Regions from separate parts of the Mus musculus genome. Here region 2 is linked to region 1. A link is a loop called in an ENCODE intact Hi-C map of the cell type or tissue named here. Cell type or tissue: heart. All regions are shown on one strand. Each heading gives the region's core, and the rest is flanking DNA. Links, peaks and the distances in the headings are about the cores only. Region 1 has its middle 32 kb from the start of Gm33199. Region 2 has its middle 30 kb from the start of 1700018B08Rik.

Region 1 (8,333 bases), core at 210-8,209:
GGGAGTCTGACATCCTGAGTTCAGTCCCCACCACCCACATGGAAAGCTGGGAGCATGAAAGGCACCTGCAGTGTTGGGGAAGCAGAGGTCAGAGGGTCCCTGTGTCTCAAAACATGAGCTGGGGACATGGCTCAGCCATTAGAAACACTGGCTGCTCTTCCTGAGGACCTGGGTTCAGTTCCCAGCACCCACAGCAGGCAGCTCCGGATATCCAGCCCCAGGGCATCTTCTGGGCTCTTCAGGCAACTGTAATTGGCCACACATCCATACACATGTAATTTAAAATGTTTAAAATAAAACGTTTAATAAACAAAATAAGTCAGAAAGCAATAGAGGAAGATAGGTGATGGGACCTTGGTCTCTGCATAAGACACACACACGCATGCACACACATGAACACATGCACACACACATACACACATGTACATGCATACACACATGCACACATGCATACACACATGAACACATGTACACGAACACATGTACACATGCATGCACACACATGCATGCATGCATACATACATGTACACACATACACGCACAAACACATGTACACGTGCATGCACACATGCATACATACACATACACACATAAACATACACACATGCATACACACACACATGAACACATGCACATACACACATGCATACATGTACACATACGCACACACATGATCACACAGATTTGTGCACACACATGAAATCATGGCTGCAGCTCTTCCAGGCCCACTCCTCATCCCTGGTGATTCATCAGCACTTATGGGAATCTTCCCAAGACTGCGTCATCCCCAGCACCAGCCAACAGCCTCCCCTCTCCACTGCCTTGTGCTGAAAGGAATGTCAAGATGAGTTAATCCAGCCCCACATGGAACAGAAGAATAAGCAGACCAGAGAGGTTAAGTGACTTGTTCGTGGCCGCACAGCTAATTAGAACCAGATAAGTCCCACCTCTGAAGCTTCTTCTGCCCTCTCCGGAACGACTCCCAGGCTCACTGTGACATCTCAGAGGCTCTGTGGCTATGACACCGGCAGACAGGCTGAATGGTGACAGGCTGTAACAGTTACAGAATTCAGGCTTCTGGGATCTTCAGACTCTAGTGTCCATCCCTAGGCTAGCCACAGCTTAAGCTGTGTGTGTGTGTGTGTGTGTGTGTGTGTGTGTGTGTGTGTGTGTGTGTGAGTGAACTGGTCGAAGATAAAAAGGAACACTGGTGCCCTCTGCTGGACAGACAATGGCATGGAAACTTGACAGTTTAGACTGTCCCCATCTCTCACATGGGACATTCATTACCTCTGTTCCCCCACCCTTACCACCACCCCACCCCATCCCAAAGGGAGCTCCTGCTCAGAACCCGGAAGTGTGTTCATTCTCCCTTTCTTTGAGACAGGGTCTCACTCTGTAGCCTAGTTTGACTCTAAACTCACAGCAATCCTCCTGCCTCAGCTTTCTGAGTGAATCATTACATGCAAGCATCCTGCTCAGTACAGAAATGCTTTTCGAGGTGTGATGTTAGCTGGGTTGGGGACACATGCCTGTGATTCCAGCACTTGAAACACTGAGGCAGGAGGATACCAGTTCCAGGACACCCTGAGCTAGAGTCCAACGTGTCTTATCCATCCATCCTCCTACCTGCCCACACCACGTGTGTCCTGGGTTCCTGCTCTCTACTGAGTACTGTCCTGGGCATGCAAATGCTGCAAGAGCGGTGTGAGGAAGTTCTGCTCTGTGCGGGGATTTGTCTGGACCATGGCAAATCAGCAAACTACCAAACAAGTAAACTCTGTGACAGGGAATCGCGGTGTCAGAGGGAGGTGGCCCTCTGTGGGACAGGCAGAGGGAAGCATGCTCCCAGCAGAGGGGACATCCCACTCAAAGGCCAGCGTGGGGGCTGTGGCAAGTGACTGGAGATGAAGCCAGAGGACCTTGGTCAGGGATTAGGGGACAGAAGGAAACCAGTGGAGGCATGAGGGGACAGACCAGGTGGTATCCAAGCCAACATTCATCTCAAGGCTCTGCATTGCCGTAGCCCAACCCCTACCTCCCCTGGCCCACAGCCTCTAGCTAGCCCCACATGGCTGGGAGCACCATCTCAGAAGGGGGTCCTCTGGCCCAGCCTCAGCCCTGTGGAGCAGAGCCCAGCTGCCCCCTTCAGCCCACCCAGAGTGCGGCAGATTGAGAATTAACCTAAGCCACAGACTTTGGGGGTGCTGTGTGTCACGGATTCCAGGCACCAGTTCACAGTTACCCTCAAGCCTCCATCCCAGTGCCGACCACAGCGGCTCCCGACTCTGGGGCCAGGCTAAGGTTTCTGGGGTTCCCTGTTTCCTGAGCATCTCCCTCCAGTCTCTAGAAAATTGAAGCCAGAGAGAAAAGAAGCTTCCAGAAGGTTCTAGCACTCCGGGGTTAAAACTGATTGATGTTACATCTTGGAGCTTCACCTATTTTTACCTGCCTCTCCTGAGTGTGCTGTGTCTTGCACCCTAGCAACCCCTGTCTCTCCTTCTGCCTTGACTCCAGTGGGCTGGTCTGGCTGTGTGGGCAAAGAGGTCTCAGGGTCCAAGGCCACCAGCTGCCCTGCAGCTTCCTCTCAGGAAGGGGCCTGCCTTTGCTGTGTAGGTCACAATGACAATAGAGGCCAGCTGACTTCTGCCCCCAGGGTCAGAGGCCAGCAACAGACACCAGGGCCAGGCAGCCCCTGGCAGGCTGGTGCTGGCTCAGCACAGTGGTCTCTATGGGGGGCCCAGGAGGTCAGGCCCAGCTCCTGACTATGACATGACCTTTCCCTTGGATTTCTGCCTCTTGGTGATATCAGCATGGGGGAGGGGAGGTGTTGTTACAGAGGCAGAGAGAGCCCCAGGCCACTGGAAGGGGACTCAGGCTTAGCATTCCAGTAGGGAACTCTACAGGGCTCCTGAGCTTACTGCAGGGAGACCTCCACCTGGAAGCCCCTCTGGGAGTCACCTGTGACCCAGGGCAAGGCAGCTCAGGTCTGGGGTCTACCTTACCCTATCCAGGCCTGTTGAACAGGTTCTAGAAAATCACAGCCTCCCCTCAGCATCCACAGGGACTGGGCCCAGCTACCATAGGTGAAATGGAATCTAAGAGTCTACCCCAGGTCCTCCGCACTCACACAGTATGTCACACAAACGGCTGTTTGTGTTCTTCAGCTTAAGAGACAATAAGACGAGGGCTGGACAGATGGCTCAGTGGTTAAGAACACCAGCTGTTCTTCCAGAGGTCCTGAGTTCCATTCCCAGCACCCACATGGTGACTCACAACCATCTGTAATGGGATCTGGCGCCCTCTTCTGGTGAGCAGGCATACATGGAAGCAAAATACTGCACATAATAAGAAACAATAAGGCAAGTGCAAGCCTGTGCCAGCTTAGGACAGGTGCCATTTTCTCTTGACTGTGTCTGCTCACAGTTTGCTAAATCCACAGATACAGAGCTGGGGGGTGACAGACAGGGATGGGGAAATCTCAGCCTAGAACCTGTGATCGAGGAGCACTCAGAAGGGCAGCTACAGTAAGTGTCCACCGCTAATGCATAAAAAAGGATGGTATCTAAGGCTGAGCCACAACGGATTGCTGACATCTGTCCAGTGACATTGAAAGAATGGGATTTCAAATCATGGGGCTGTGGCTCAGAGGGTGGAATGTGTGTCTAGCATGTGCGAGGTCCTGGGCTTGTTCCCCAGTAACCTACAGACTAGATACGGCGTCACATACCTGGAATCTCAGCCCTCTGGAGGTAGAGGCAGGAGGATAAGGAGTTTTAGGCTAACCTCGGCTACATACATGGTAAGTTTGAGGACAGACTAAGATACGTGAGACCCTGATAGCTCGGTCACCAAAAGTGATTGTCCCAAAGCCTAACAACTTGAGTTGGTCACACAAAGGGGTTGCAGGTTGACTTTGTAGGGTTATATTGTGACCTCCACATGTGCAGTATGAAGATGCTTATACACGATAAATAAAATAATTTTTAAATAAAATAATAAGTAACAAGATGCCTCAAAAATGATGTTTATTATATATAGCTAATAGCAGGGTGATCTCAAGTGTATTCTGAGACACTAAGTTGATGTCTTAATGTTTCATGAAGTATGTGGCCGTATAGTTTTAAATACTTATAATCAATAAGTACTAGCAAGTATAACAACTAATACATCCTAGCATTCTTCTTTTTTATAATAGGTCTACTAAAATTTAAGTTCAAATATTGCCAGGTATAGTGACCAGCCTGTGTTTATAATCTTAGAACTCGAGAGGTTGAGGCAGGAGGATTGCCAGGAGTTCGAGGCTTGACTGAGCTATATAGCAAAAACCTTGTCTCGAAAACAAAAACATAATTTAAACAAATAGATTTTTAAAATATTCCTACTCCCCCACACACTGCCCCATACTGCAGAGGCCACAAGACCCAAGTGCACAATGGGTTCCTCCTGTCCACCCACTCTCCTCCCTCCTCCAGCCCGGCCAGTTCCCAGTTCCCAGAGGGCACCCACCCCTCCCCAGAGTCACAAGCCCCAGTTAGATCTTACTCATCAGCACTTTGCAGGGCAGAGAGGAAAGCACTTCTCACGGCTGACATCTGAATGGGGAGGAGGGGGTGCAGGCATGAGACTCCCTGGCTGGGGCAGGCTGCAGGCTGAGCCTGCGAGAATCAAGTATGTCTGGGTAGAGCCAGTTAGAGCAGGATACTTTGTGAAACCAGGCGCTTGTGTTTCAGAGGCCTGGACTCTGGGTGTGTGTGTGTGGGGGGGTGCTACTCAGCTGGGTGGATCCCAGGAGCACCCAGTGAGCACACAGTTCACAAGAGACAGTCTGTGACCCTCAAATCAGAGCACAGCAGACACCCCCTGAAGCTCATCTACCCCAGCCAGTGTTTAACGTCCTACGAAATTCTCAAGCAGAAAACTTGAAAGAAAGCAAATGAATCCATTACTAACATGACTTAGACTCAAATGTTACTTCTTTCTTTCTTGTTTTGTTGTTGTTGTTTTGTTCTGTTTTGCCAGATTCCCTGATAAGCAAGGAAGTAATAAAATGGGTGTTGACCACAAACATCTCCTGCTGCAGGCTGCCTGTGTTTCTGGCACAGAGGCCCTCCTCCATGTGGCCACAACATCATCTGGCAACTTGGAAATCAATTCTTGACATCATCCGATGCCAGGGCCACATTCAACCTCCCGTTGTCTTCAGAATCAACCCTGCTAACCAGAGCCCAAAAGGACACTGTGCCTCCTGCTTACCCCAGCTGTATCCCTGGGACTCCCCCATTGGTAAGGCCATGCAAGGGCACACGGAGGATCCCGAGTCTCTCTTAAGGATGAGCCTAGGCTATGGAGAGGGACGCTGAAGTGGCAGAGGAGATAGAAATGATTTGAGACCCAGCCCCAGTGATGGCCTCAAGACACCAGCTACCTGACTAGGTCCAGCTTGGGCAGAGATCTGGGCACAGTGAGACTAAGGCCAACAAAGGACATTAACCATACCCACCATGTCTCATACCACACATACCTGCTGGATCAGGGGAAGAAGCTGAAGACCAGACAAGCGCAAGAGCCAACAGAGTGACCAGGCCACACGTGGTCAAGACCTTGCTGGCCAGGGCTGGGGTCTACACCTGCCCTTGGTCTCTCTCTTCTACCCACTGGCTTGATTCCAGCCTGACTACACACCTCACCCGATGCATGTCTTCCGAGAGCTGTTGCCCTGTTTGCAAGCTCCAGGAACACTGGGTAGATTCCTCTGCAAGGCTGGAGAACTGACCTCCAGAGCCCCAGGGAAAGGCTCGCCATGATTCTCACCAAGGCTCCTTTCTCTGCCTTTCTCTGGGACAGCAGAAGCCACCATCTTCAGGGCATGCCACCTGTGCCCAGAGCCAGACCTCACAGCACCCAGCCATGAGGCACATCTGTCCTTGTGCACTGGGGACCCTGAGTACCAGGGAGAGACATATAGCCAAGTACAAGAACTGTGTTCAGCTTTATCCCTTAGATAGAAGCTTCCAGAACTCCTGTTACAAGGGTGTGAGCCTTAGAGCTTTCACGAGTGTTTGGCAGTGAATCTGGGGTGTCCTCATTGTGCACTTACATGTGGGTGTTCCAAATCTGCACAGCTCTGCCCCAAGAGCATCATGGGACCAGAAGGGGGAGAAAATTAGTTTTTAAAAGGAAGTAGCCATGTTTAAAAGTGATGTCTAATTGAGTGGCTGACAAAGTGACGAATCAGAGAAAGATTTGACAGAATAGGATACGCCCAACTCTCATGAGAAGAGACAGGAAAGGGAAGCTATGTAAGGGAGAGACAGACAGCACAGGAGGAGCGAGTACAGTCCAGGATACAGGAGAGTTCGTGGAAGACAGGACAATAAGTTGAGAGGGAGAGTAGAGCAGCCCAGAGAGGGAGAAAGAGGCAGTGTTACCAGGAGAGTTTTACAGAGACAGATAGAAGAAAGAAAAAGCCAGACACAGGTAAAGACAGAATGAGCAAGAGAATGAGAAGGAGCCAGAAGATTAGAAAAGATAGCTAGACTTAGTTTAAGGCCATGCAGAGCAATGCAGAGGCTGAGAGAGGAGCCAGATCGACCCAGTCAGCTGGGAGAGGAGCTTGAGCCTGAACAGCTGAACTGAACCAGCCGGAGTTCAGGAAGAAAAGGAAGGGTGAGCTTATTCAGCAGGAAATCTCAGAGGCTGAAAACCTTCTAGGCCTAGATAAGATTGTACAGAAGCTCGAAGCTTCCAGGACTAGGTCTAGCTTAGCCGATGGAGGCAGTGAGCCTCAGAGACCACAATTACATCAGGAGAATAAAAGTTACCTTTAAAGTTATCTCCTGTCTGGGGTTGCAGGTGTCTACTGACCCACCCAGTCAGTCCCTAAAATGTTTTAAATGAAAAAATTAAATAGTTCTTACTCCTTCTCCTGGATGCAGAGAACATGAGTCAGTCACCTGAGCTACTAAGAGGTTGGATAGCTGAGCTCAGTAGTAGAACGAGCAGACAGTAGGGATGGGGTAAGAGACCCCCCAGACCATCTTTCCAAGAATGGTCTTACCCAACACTCCTGCGGGAAAGCAGGTGATGGGGTAAGATCTGGGAAGGCTCATACCACGGTAAAACCTCAGACTGAAGAGAGGACAGACTTCTGCTTCCTGGCTGCCTTCTGCAGGGCCAGCCCTGCAGACACAGTGGACACAGCTTAGGTGCTCACTGTATTTCACACTGACCACAGTGGACACCACAGGATCCCTTGGGGGAGATGAGGGAAATGTCGCCAGGCAGGGTCCCCAGGCTGAGGTTGCAGCCTGCTATGTTGTGTGGTTCCTAGCCTGTCCTGATGTTCAGCCTTGCCAAGAAGGACCTACCCTGGCAAGCTTAGAGGCAGCTGAAAGTCTGCTACTGCAGGTGTGGCACTCCTACCACACCCTAACCCACTCGCCCTGGAAAACAGCAGAGTCCGAAAAGCTGAGTCCACTTTGAGTTGGCCTCAAAATGTGGCCAACGTGGAGGCAGCTGCTGGCTATCAGAATTCCTTTGGAGGTAGCTCATAGGGGATGAAAAGGAGCCTGGGTCCTTTGGTGATCTTGGGAGCTAGGCTTGAGCATCCAGGTCTGATCACAGGTCCCTGTGTCTCGGCCACACGCTGCTCAGAGTTCAAGTGGAGGAAGCTCAGCGCCTCGGAGCAGTGGCAAACAGGAATGAGTTTGGAAGTCCCCAAAGCAGGACAGAGAATTGTGGTGTGGGGGCTGGAGAGATGGGTTAGCAGTCAAGAGCACTTGCTGCTCTTGCAGCTCCCAGGGCCAGTTGGACAGCTCACAGCTGCCTGCGGCTCCAGCTGCAAGTGGATCCAACGCCTCTGGCCTCCACGAACATACACACACACACACACACACACACACACACACACACACACACACGGGGCCTTTTGAGAAGAACTCAGGCTCTAAGATGTTAAAACCTTGGCTCTCAGTTGGCAAGATGGCTCAGTGGTTTAAGAATTTACTGTGGAAGGCCGGGCAGTGGTGGTGCATGCCTTTAATCCCAGCACTTGAGAGGCAGAGGCAGGCGGATTTCTGAGTTCGAGGCCAGCCTGGTCTACAGAGTGAGTTCCAGGACAGCCAGGACTACACAGAGAAACCCTGTCTCAAAAAACAAAACAAAACAAAAAAGCCTGATGACCTGAGTTTGGATTTCCAGGACCCATATAAAAAGACACACACACACACATGCACACGCACGCACATGTCTGTCATCCCAGTATACCCCTGTTGGGGGATACGGTGCAGAGACAGGAGAATTGCTGGATGCTCAACAGATCAGCCTGGTCT
Region 2 (8,333 bases), core at 11-8,010, 700 kb before region 1:
TTAAAACCAGTACCACCTGGGTGATTCTTACACTACCAAGTTTGTCTGCTGCTGAATATGAGGTACAACCTTGGCCACCATGGAACACAGCTTATGTGTGCTGACTCTCAGGAGACACTTCTTATATTTTTGGTTGTGAGCCTAGCCTTTAACGGCTGAGCCATCTCTCCAGCTCAGAAGGTTCACTTCTTAATCATCACTAATTTCTCAGTTCTAGCTGACCAGCATCAATTGTCCCAGTAATACAAAAGTTTCACTTCAAAGGTGTTGACATCACAGCTGTCTCTTCAGCCCTAGCTGATGAGAACTACAGAATTTTAATTCAAAATAACAAATATGGTAACAGCCCTGATAGTCTTTAAATGGCTTCCAAACTTCTGTCTGGAACTTTACAGGCCAGGGCTCCTTTATTTGTATTTCTGTCAATATCCTCACAGAACAGCTCACCAAGCATTGAACACTCAATGGCTTTTTCATACCCTAAATTCCAAAGTCTTTCCCCACTTCTCCCCAAAACAACATGGTCAGGTCTGTCACAGTAATACCCCACTTCTGGTACCAATTTTTGTCAAGTTAGGGTTACTTATTCCTGTGATGAAACACCATGACCAAAAGCAATTTGTGGTGGAAAGGATTTATTTGGCTTACGCTTTCATGTCACTGTTTATCACTGGAGGAAGTCAGGACATGAACTCAGAAAGGACAGAAAACAAGGAAGCAGGAGCTGATGCAGAAGCCTCCATGCAGAGGAAGAAATATTCATCATCAACTCCTAAATACATATCCATTGTTACTGATCCATCCATCCATCCATCCATCCATCCATCCATCCATCCATCCACCCACCAATTCTATCATCCATCTATTACCCATCAATCCATCATCCATTCATTCTTTCTACCTATTCTATTTATTCATCCATCTATCTGTCCACCTATCTACCTATCCACTGATCATCCATTCATCAACCATCCTCCATCCATAACCCATCCTCCATTCATCATCCATCCATCCATCCATCCATCCATCCATCCATCCATCCATTGTCCATTTATCCATCCATCTATCATCCATCCATCCATCCATCCATCCATCATCCATCCATCCATCTCTCCATCATCCATCCATTAATTCACTTTGCTGGTGAAAGTGCTATTATAAAGGCAACATGGAAATTCATTACCCACTTGGTGAGGCAGCACACCCTTGAAATCCCAGCATCCTGAAGGCAGGGGAATCACTGGTCTGAGGCTTCAGTCAGGGTTGTTCTTAGTCTACACTGGGTGACTGGTACCTAGTGTCTCAGGGCTTTTAAAGGAGATGCTGAAGAAATTGTCCTCCGTGGAAGGCAGGCCTCAGATGATGGATCTCACCTTCCTCCTGGGGACTCACCTTTCACGTGTCTTTGCCTTCCTGTGTGGGGGGCAGTGGGAGAGAAACTGGGAAGCTTCAGATCCACAAAATGCAGCCAGGCCAGGGACTGATCCACGTCTATGTGGGCTGAGAAGTTGTTGAGCAGATTAGTGGGCTGTGGGGGAGGAATGGAATAAGGACCATCCCCCATGGTGGCTTCTGACCTCCCCCTGCTACTCTCCATCCTATTGGCTTCCCATTGCCTCCTTGGTCACAGATGCTCCTCTGAGCCAGGACCCATAATCTCAAGCAAAGCAGGAAAATGGATAATTCCATCAGCTGATACGTATTTAAATATTCCATGGGCACTTTGGGGTGCTCCTTGAGGGGGATTTGAGCATAAGATCTAAGACTCTTGCAGTCAGTGTGATGTCAAGGGTGACTAAAGATTGTTTCCTGGCAGTCTCACCAGCTGAGTTGCTCAGGGTCTTGCCAAGGTCAGATCCAGAGGTGAAAATACTCGTATAGGCTAAATGTGCAGTGCAGATATGGGACCATGAGACCACTCTGCAGCGCTGGCTGTATGTGGCCCTTGATTCTTTTTTTTTTTTTAAATAAAAAAAAGGTAAGTTTATTTTTCCTGACTTCTTTTTGCCAGATAAACTCTGCCTCAGTGGCTGGGAGGGGACTGCCCTGTAGAGGGAGACTGGCTGAGGGTTGTTGCACAGATGAAGACTTACAGTTGCAAAGCCAACTGTTGGGTTACTAACTTCCTGAGAGTCCCACAAGGGAAATTGCCCCCTGCATCTTTAGTCCCTGCATCTTTGGTCCCTGTATGTTTGGCTCCTGCATCTTTGGTCCCTGCATGTTTGGCTCCTTCATGTTTTGCCCCTCCATCTTTGGTCCCTGCATCTTTGGCCCCTGTATCTTTGGTCTCTGCATCTTTGGCCCCTGAATCTTTGGTCCCTGCATCTTTGGGGTCTCATGTGAGAAATGAACTAATGAGCCTGGGAAGTCCCCTGTTCATTCTGGCACTGACTAGAAGTCAGGAGCAGGCTAGACCTGCACAGTGGCCTTGTGTGTCCTCTTCAGAGCCCTGCTGAGCAGACATTCAGATTTGGTCAAAGATGTTGGTAGAAGCCTCTTAACCCCCTGCTCAGGGCTCATCACAAATCTACCGGCACCGAAAGTTACCAGATGCCAGTCCTGTGTTAGTGTTGATGGGTCAATGGCAGTTTCCTGTGTGAAAACCAACAGCTTAGTCTCACGGTGTGGCAGTCTGTTTTGAGCATGGTGACTCTCCACACGCAGGGTAAAGACTTATCTACACCCAGTTCCTGCCTCTGGCCTTTGGATATTGTTGCTGACATGACACTCTGAATCGTTCACCCCTCTCTCCTCTTACTTTTTAAACTATTTCCTATCAGCACCCACAATCCTTTGCTTCTAGTTCTGCTCTAGGCATTGTGTGTATGGTGTATGTGTATGTGTGTATGCGGGTATATGTGCATGTACACATGTAGGTAGAGGACAGAGGAGGATGCCACGTGCGTGTCTTTACCTCTCTCAACAACAATTTATTTATCTCTTTATTTTTCACTCACTTATTTTTATTTTGTGTGCATATGTCTGCACATGGTAGAGGCCAGAGAACAATCTGTGGGAGTTGGTTCTTCTACCATTTGGATCCCAAGGGTCAAACTCAAGTTTTGAGGTTTGGAGGCAAGGGCTTTTACTGATGAGCACTCTCTCCTCCTCCTCCTCCTCCTCCTCCTCCTCCTCCTCCTCTTTCTTCTTCTTCCTTTCTTAAAAATACATTTATTTTTATTTCTGTGAAGATCTGTTTTGCCTGAATATATGTCTGTGCACCATGTCTATTCCTGTTGCCCAGAGGCTAGAAGAGGGACTCAGATTCTCTGGAGCTAGAGTTAGAAATGGGTGTAAACTGTCATGTGGGTGCTGGGAATTGAAGCTGGGCCTCAGAAGAGCAGAAGTGCTCTCAACCAATGAGCCATCTCCTCAGCTCCCTTTTGGCATCTTTTAAAGATTGTATCAGATAGCCCAGGCTGGCCCTGGCCAGGGCTCAGGAAGAGTGTTCCTTGTAACTCACCATGGTATGTGCACGCAGTCTCACTAGGACCCTGGGTTGATTCTGCATCTGTCTCCGGTACCAGGCCTCGTACCTGCAGCGAGCTGAAGATGTTCCTCAGTTTCCTGGGAACAGTGAGATGGGCTGAGGTGAAGGAAGCTTGGGTGAGGGATACAAGCTGAGGATGGCTCTGTCCCACAGGGTGGAGCCAATTTCTGTTCGTTTCCCTAACTATAGGGTAAGAGAAGAGTCACACATGTCCAGGGGCCAGGGGGAAGGTCTGAGTATCCACTGGAGGTTGGGGAACGGCTCAGGGTCTGGGCACTTGAGGAGCAAACCCTCTGATTCTATCCCATAGCAAGACCCCTGGATCTCTGCCCCCAAACCTCCCCTCAGTTCCCCTACCTGTTCTACACCCCAAGGGCTACTCTGATGTCCCTTGTGCTCCATGCCCCCCTCATGAGAGTATGCTCCTAGTAGCTGAGTCCTAGCTCGCACACTCCCAGTCTGCCTGCTTCACAGGGAGTTGAGCATACTGACATACAGCTAACATTATACAATGACACAGGGACATTCCAACACCATGTGTAGCCATTTACCCCTCTTCCTGTCACAGAAACATCTCAGTCCTTGGCTATCACTACTCTGCTTTCTCTGGGCTCGTCTGTTCTGAGCGTTGTGTATCATTCAAGACATGACCTTCTGTGTCTGGCTTCTTCCTTCAGGGTCATGCTTCACTCGCATGGCAGTGTGTGCCAGCACTGCCAGCCAAACGCTCTCACCCTCTCCTGTATACTCTGTCCTAGTATACAACTATACTGAATACTGTGTACTCTATACCTAGTATAGAGCTAGGGCAACGCTAGTTAGTAGCTCTGGTCTCCAGGCCAGCAGCAGGGGTTTTCTGTAATCTGGTCACATTAGGCTAGACGTTGCTGTCCTGCACCTGATCGCCAGAAGGTGGCGCTGTCTCCCGCTTTATGGACACAGGTGTAGGACTCAGACTACTGAAAGGTAAAATGAAGTAACGGGGCTTTAGGCCAACGGAAGGAAAAAAATCATAATAAAAAAATAGAAATGGGTTCAGGTCTCTGCCCGGGACGGTGGGACGGTGCACTAAGTTCTGAGGCCCGTTTGTTTTAGAAGAGATTTTTGCTCAGCATTGGTTGGGTACCTGTGGGAAGGCTCAGACCAGCTTGAGTCCCTCACCCGGGCTTCCTGTCCCTCAGAGGTACTGAAGCACATCACTGAGCACAGCGCAGGCACACGGCCTGGCACCCGAGCTTCAGACACGCACCGGTTTCCTACCCCCAAAGGCAGATACAGGCGTCTGGGCAGCGCAGACACAGGTATACATACATGCTCCGTGGCTGGAGGTTTCATGGGGGCTGCAGACAGGTGTGTGAATAGCATCTGCAGCTCTGACACACCTGGGGTACTCAGGCTGGACCTTCCTTGAGGATCTGAGGGGAGGGGGCATCATGGCTGTTTTTCATGGTTCCCTCCAGGTCTGGACAGAGAAGCCCGTTAGAAGATGTCACACAAGGGCAAATAGGAGCCTTTCCTTGTGTCTGGAAAAGGTATGGTAAGCTGAGGGACAGCCCAGGCAAAGGTAGAGAGGAGGAGAGACCCAGCCAGGGGCCAGAGAAGGGCCATTTGGAGGAAGAGAGGCTGTGGACACCTTTGACTTCTGGCTGTGTTTTTCAGAGTGACTTCTCACCAGAGTGGAGGGTACCTGTCCAGCAAGGACTGAGTGCGTAGCTCCAGACACTCTGCATCCAGGGCATCCCTGTGGTTTCCTGTTTAAGAGGTCAGGTCTGGGAGCAGTCATCCTGTTCAGGGGACCCCTGGCTGCTTAGGCCTCCTTGGGGATCACTCCTGACTTGATTTCCCCTACCTCTGCCCAAGGCTAGGTCTGTGGAATCTCCAGGGCTGTATCTGGAGGGCTGGGTGGATCATTCTGGAAGCTGCTGGCTAATCTCTGTAAATTAGTACAGGGGGCTCAGGACCCCTGTAGCTTCTGTCTTCCTTGGCTTCTTCTGGATGGTCAGCTACAGTGGTGACTACTGTCCTGGGAGGCGGGGGACGGGGGTGGGCTTTGGATCTAGCTCTGAACTCACATCCACACATCCACGTGTACACAGACCGGCACACACACATGTGCACATATATGCACACACATGCAGATATGTATGTCTGGGTCTTCAGACTGCTATTTGGCTTTCTATTGGGAGGTTGATGTCAGCTGTAGCTAGGGTGGATTTACCAGGGACAGTACCAGACTGTAGGGGCAGCACGGGGTGTGGGGTAGGAGGCAGCGGGGCAGGAGTGTCTCCAGGTGAGGCACAGGCAAACTGTCCCTGAGCAGGACCCCAGCTCTGGCAGTCAGGAGGAGGTGGAACCTGGAAGAGCTTGCAGGTTTAGTCAACACCCGGAAGTCGTTAAAGTGAAAGGGACCCGGCAGCCCTTCCCTGAGCAGCCCTGCTAAGCACCTCACAGTGTGGCTTTTGTTCAGGGGTCTAGAGTGTAAAATCAGAGTGGCAGGCCCACGCTGCTCACATAGACCATTTCCTGGCTTGCCTCAGCTATGGCCACTCAAGTGACAGTCTGTAATCCCAAATGTCCCCTCCCCTGGCTGCACCTCAAGTTCACAGCAAGAGGCCCCCATCCCCAGCCAATCTCCCTCACTTCTTCAGAGGCTGTGAAAGGCTATTTGTGTAACACACTCCTGTGTATCTGTGATCCGCAGGGCCTTCCTGCGCGCACACGTGAGGGAGCTTTGTTCGACAGGATGCCTTCTTGGTTTTTGGTGTGGTACAAATATCTTTTCTCTCGTTCCTCGAGTGCCCCCATTTCTGTTACTGCTGCGGGAGCTACAGTCTCCATGTTTGTTCTGTCTTTGTTTGTGTGGTGGAACTGATTCCACCGCTGATGGCAGCTGCCTTTTCCCTATTATTGAAGGTTTTGTTTTAAAAAAATATTTATTTACTTATTTATTCGCATTTTGACAGGATCTTGTCAAGCATCCCAGGTAGGTTGTATGAGTGCTAGGACTCTGGACACCTAGTGAATGGATTTAATTTTTTTTTTAACTTTTAAGTTAGCACGTAGGATTATCAAGGTGGCTCAGTTAAGTAAAGGCATTTGCTGACAGGTCTGCCAACCTGAGCTCCATCCCTGGGACCCCAGCCACAAGGTGGAAGGAGAGGGCTGACCCCCTGGAGTTGTCCTCTGGATTTCCACACACGGGCTGTGTGTGTTTCTGTCCTCAATAGGTACAGACAAAATATTGGATTTTATATGGCATTTTCAAACAAATGATGTCTTTGTTGATCCTTCTTCTCGACTCGAGTAATTTTGTATGTGTGGTACATGTATGTGTTTGTGTGTGTGTGGTATATGTATGTGTTTGTGTGTGTGGTGAATGCATGTGTTTGTGTATATGGCAAGCATGTATGTAGATGTGTATTGTACATGGAAGCCATGGATCGATATCCATTGTCTCCTTCAGTTATTCTCCACCTTATATATTAAAAAAAATTACTACCTTTATATATATATATATACGAATACATATCTATGTATATATCTATATCTGTATCTGTATCTATCTATCTATCTATCTATCTATCTATCTGTCTCTCTCTCTATCTATCTATCTATCATGTGTAGAGGTCAAAGGACTTGGGAATTGGGTCTTTCCTGTTGTGGAATCCCGGGATTGAAACTCAGGTCTCTAGGGTTTGTGGCAAGCCCCTTTAGCATGCTGGTCCCACCTTATTTTGTGAGACAAGGTTTCCCTGAACCTGGAGCTCTCTGATTTGGCAAGACTGTCTGGCTAGTGAGTTTCAGGGACCCGCCCATCACATCCAGTTCTTTATGTGCGTGCTGGGGATCAAACTCAGGTCCTCTGCTTGTGTGGCAAGCGCTTTACCCACTGAACCACTGCCCTAGCCCCTAGTTAAGCTCGTCATAGAAAGATGAACATGAGGTACCTAAAACACAGCGCTCGAGGCTTTGTTTTGTTGTTTGGAAACATTGTAACGTTTGGAGAAGGCCATTGTGATCTTTGGAGACTGGCGTTGTGAGACGGCAGGTTTTAAGCTGTCAGGGTGGTTCTTCTGATGAGAGTACTCAGACACATCAAACCATCACTTACGGTTTGTGTCCTGCATGAGGGCCTCCTAAGGAAGGATCGCTCCGTGGCTAAGACAGCAGGCGAGAGACTGCAAGCCAGCACATGCTGGAGACACTGTGTCTCTGAGAGAAGTCTTGCGCATCAGCTCAAGCTGCTCTGAGGCCTCCATGGGCTCTGATACCTGGCTGAGACTGTGATGGGCTGTGTGGTGGTTGGTCAGTATGCTGAGTCAGGGCCAGCTGTGAAACCGTCACACGCCAACCTGGTTGTCACTGCTGTGGCCTGTTGGCTTTCTGTATGGCATAGAGCTTTTCTCTGGAGGAGTAGACCTCATCTAGTCAGGTGACAACCTCTAAGTAAGGGCCAGACGTCCCCAAGGTGGAAGATCCCTGGTTGGACAGCCACACAGCACCTGCAGTGTTCCCAGCCTGTGCAGCTCCGGCTTGTGGGCCTCCCAAGTCACAGGCTAATTTCTTCATTTCTTCCTACTGGCTCTCTCTGTCCTGGAGCCTTCGCTGACATCAGATGTGAGGACAGGGTCCCCAGGGTGTGAAGCACTCGAGAGTGGCAGCCTGGTTTACTGAGCTTCTACAGATGTGCACTTGTGGGCTGTGGGCTGTGAATGCTAACACAGGACATACTGTCACACAGGAGTTCCCCTGCAGGAGGATCTGCACCCCAGCAGATACATGTCATAGTGCCTGCATCTGCAGCCGCAGCAGTTCTGGGTAAGGGTGTCTCAGCAGGGGTGAC

What was found. A loop is a pair of places that touch in the nucleus more often than their neighbours do. Peaks named below come from ENCODE experiments on the same cell type or tissue, not always from the same donor. Only the 100,000 strongest peaks of a DNase experiment are listed, where the experiment ranks them.
Region 2: it touches region 1 in a loop (2.1-fold over the local background); 8 of 42 quality-filtered maps call a loop at or near these places.

Annotation. Positions count from the first base shown.
Region 1 is chr8:120,814,456-120,822,788 of GRCm38, reverse strand. No RefSeq gene overlaps it. Among named protein-coding and RNA genes, the nearest start is that of Gm33199, 32 kb to the right of the region's middle. In heart, for the core only: CTCF peaks have their summits at 1,044, 1,247 (motif pointing left) and 3,316 (motif pointing left); a DNase peak (open chromatin) is centred at 1,258; H3K27me3 peaks cover 3,891 bases.
Region 2 is chr8:121,509,692-121,518,024 of GRCm38, reverse strand. No RefSeq gene overlaps it. Among named protein-coding and RNA genes, the nearest start is that of 1700018B08Rik, 30 kb to the left of the region's middle. In heart, for the core only: a CTCF peak has its summit at 4,390 (motif pointing right); a DNase peak (open chromatin) is centred at 4,394; H3K27ac peaks cover 224 bases; H3K27me3 peaks cover 3,302 bases.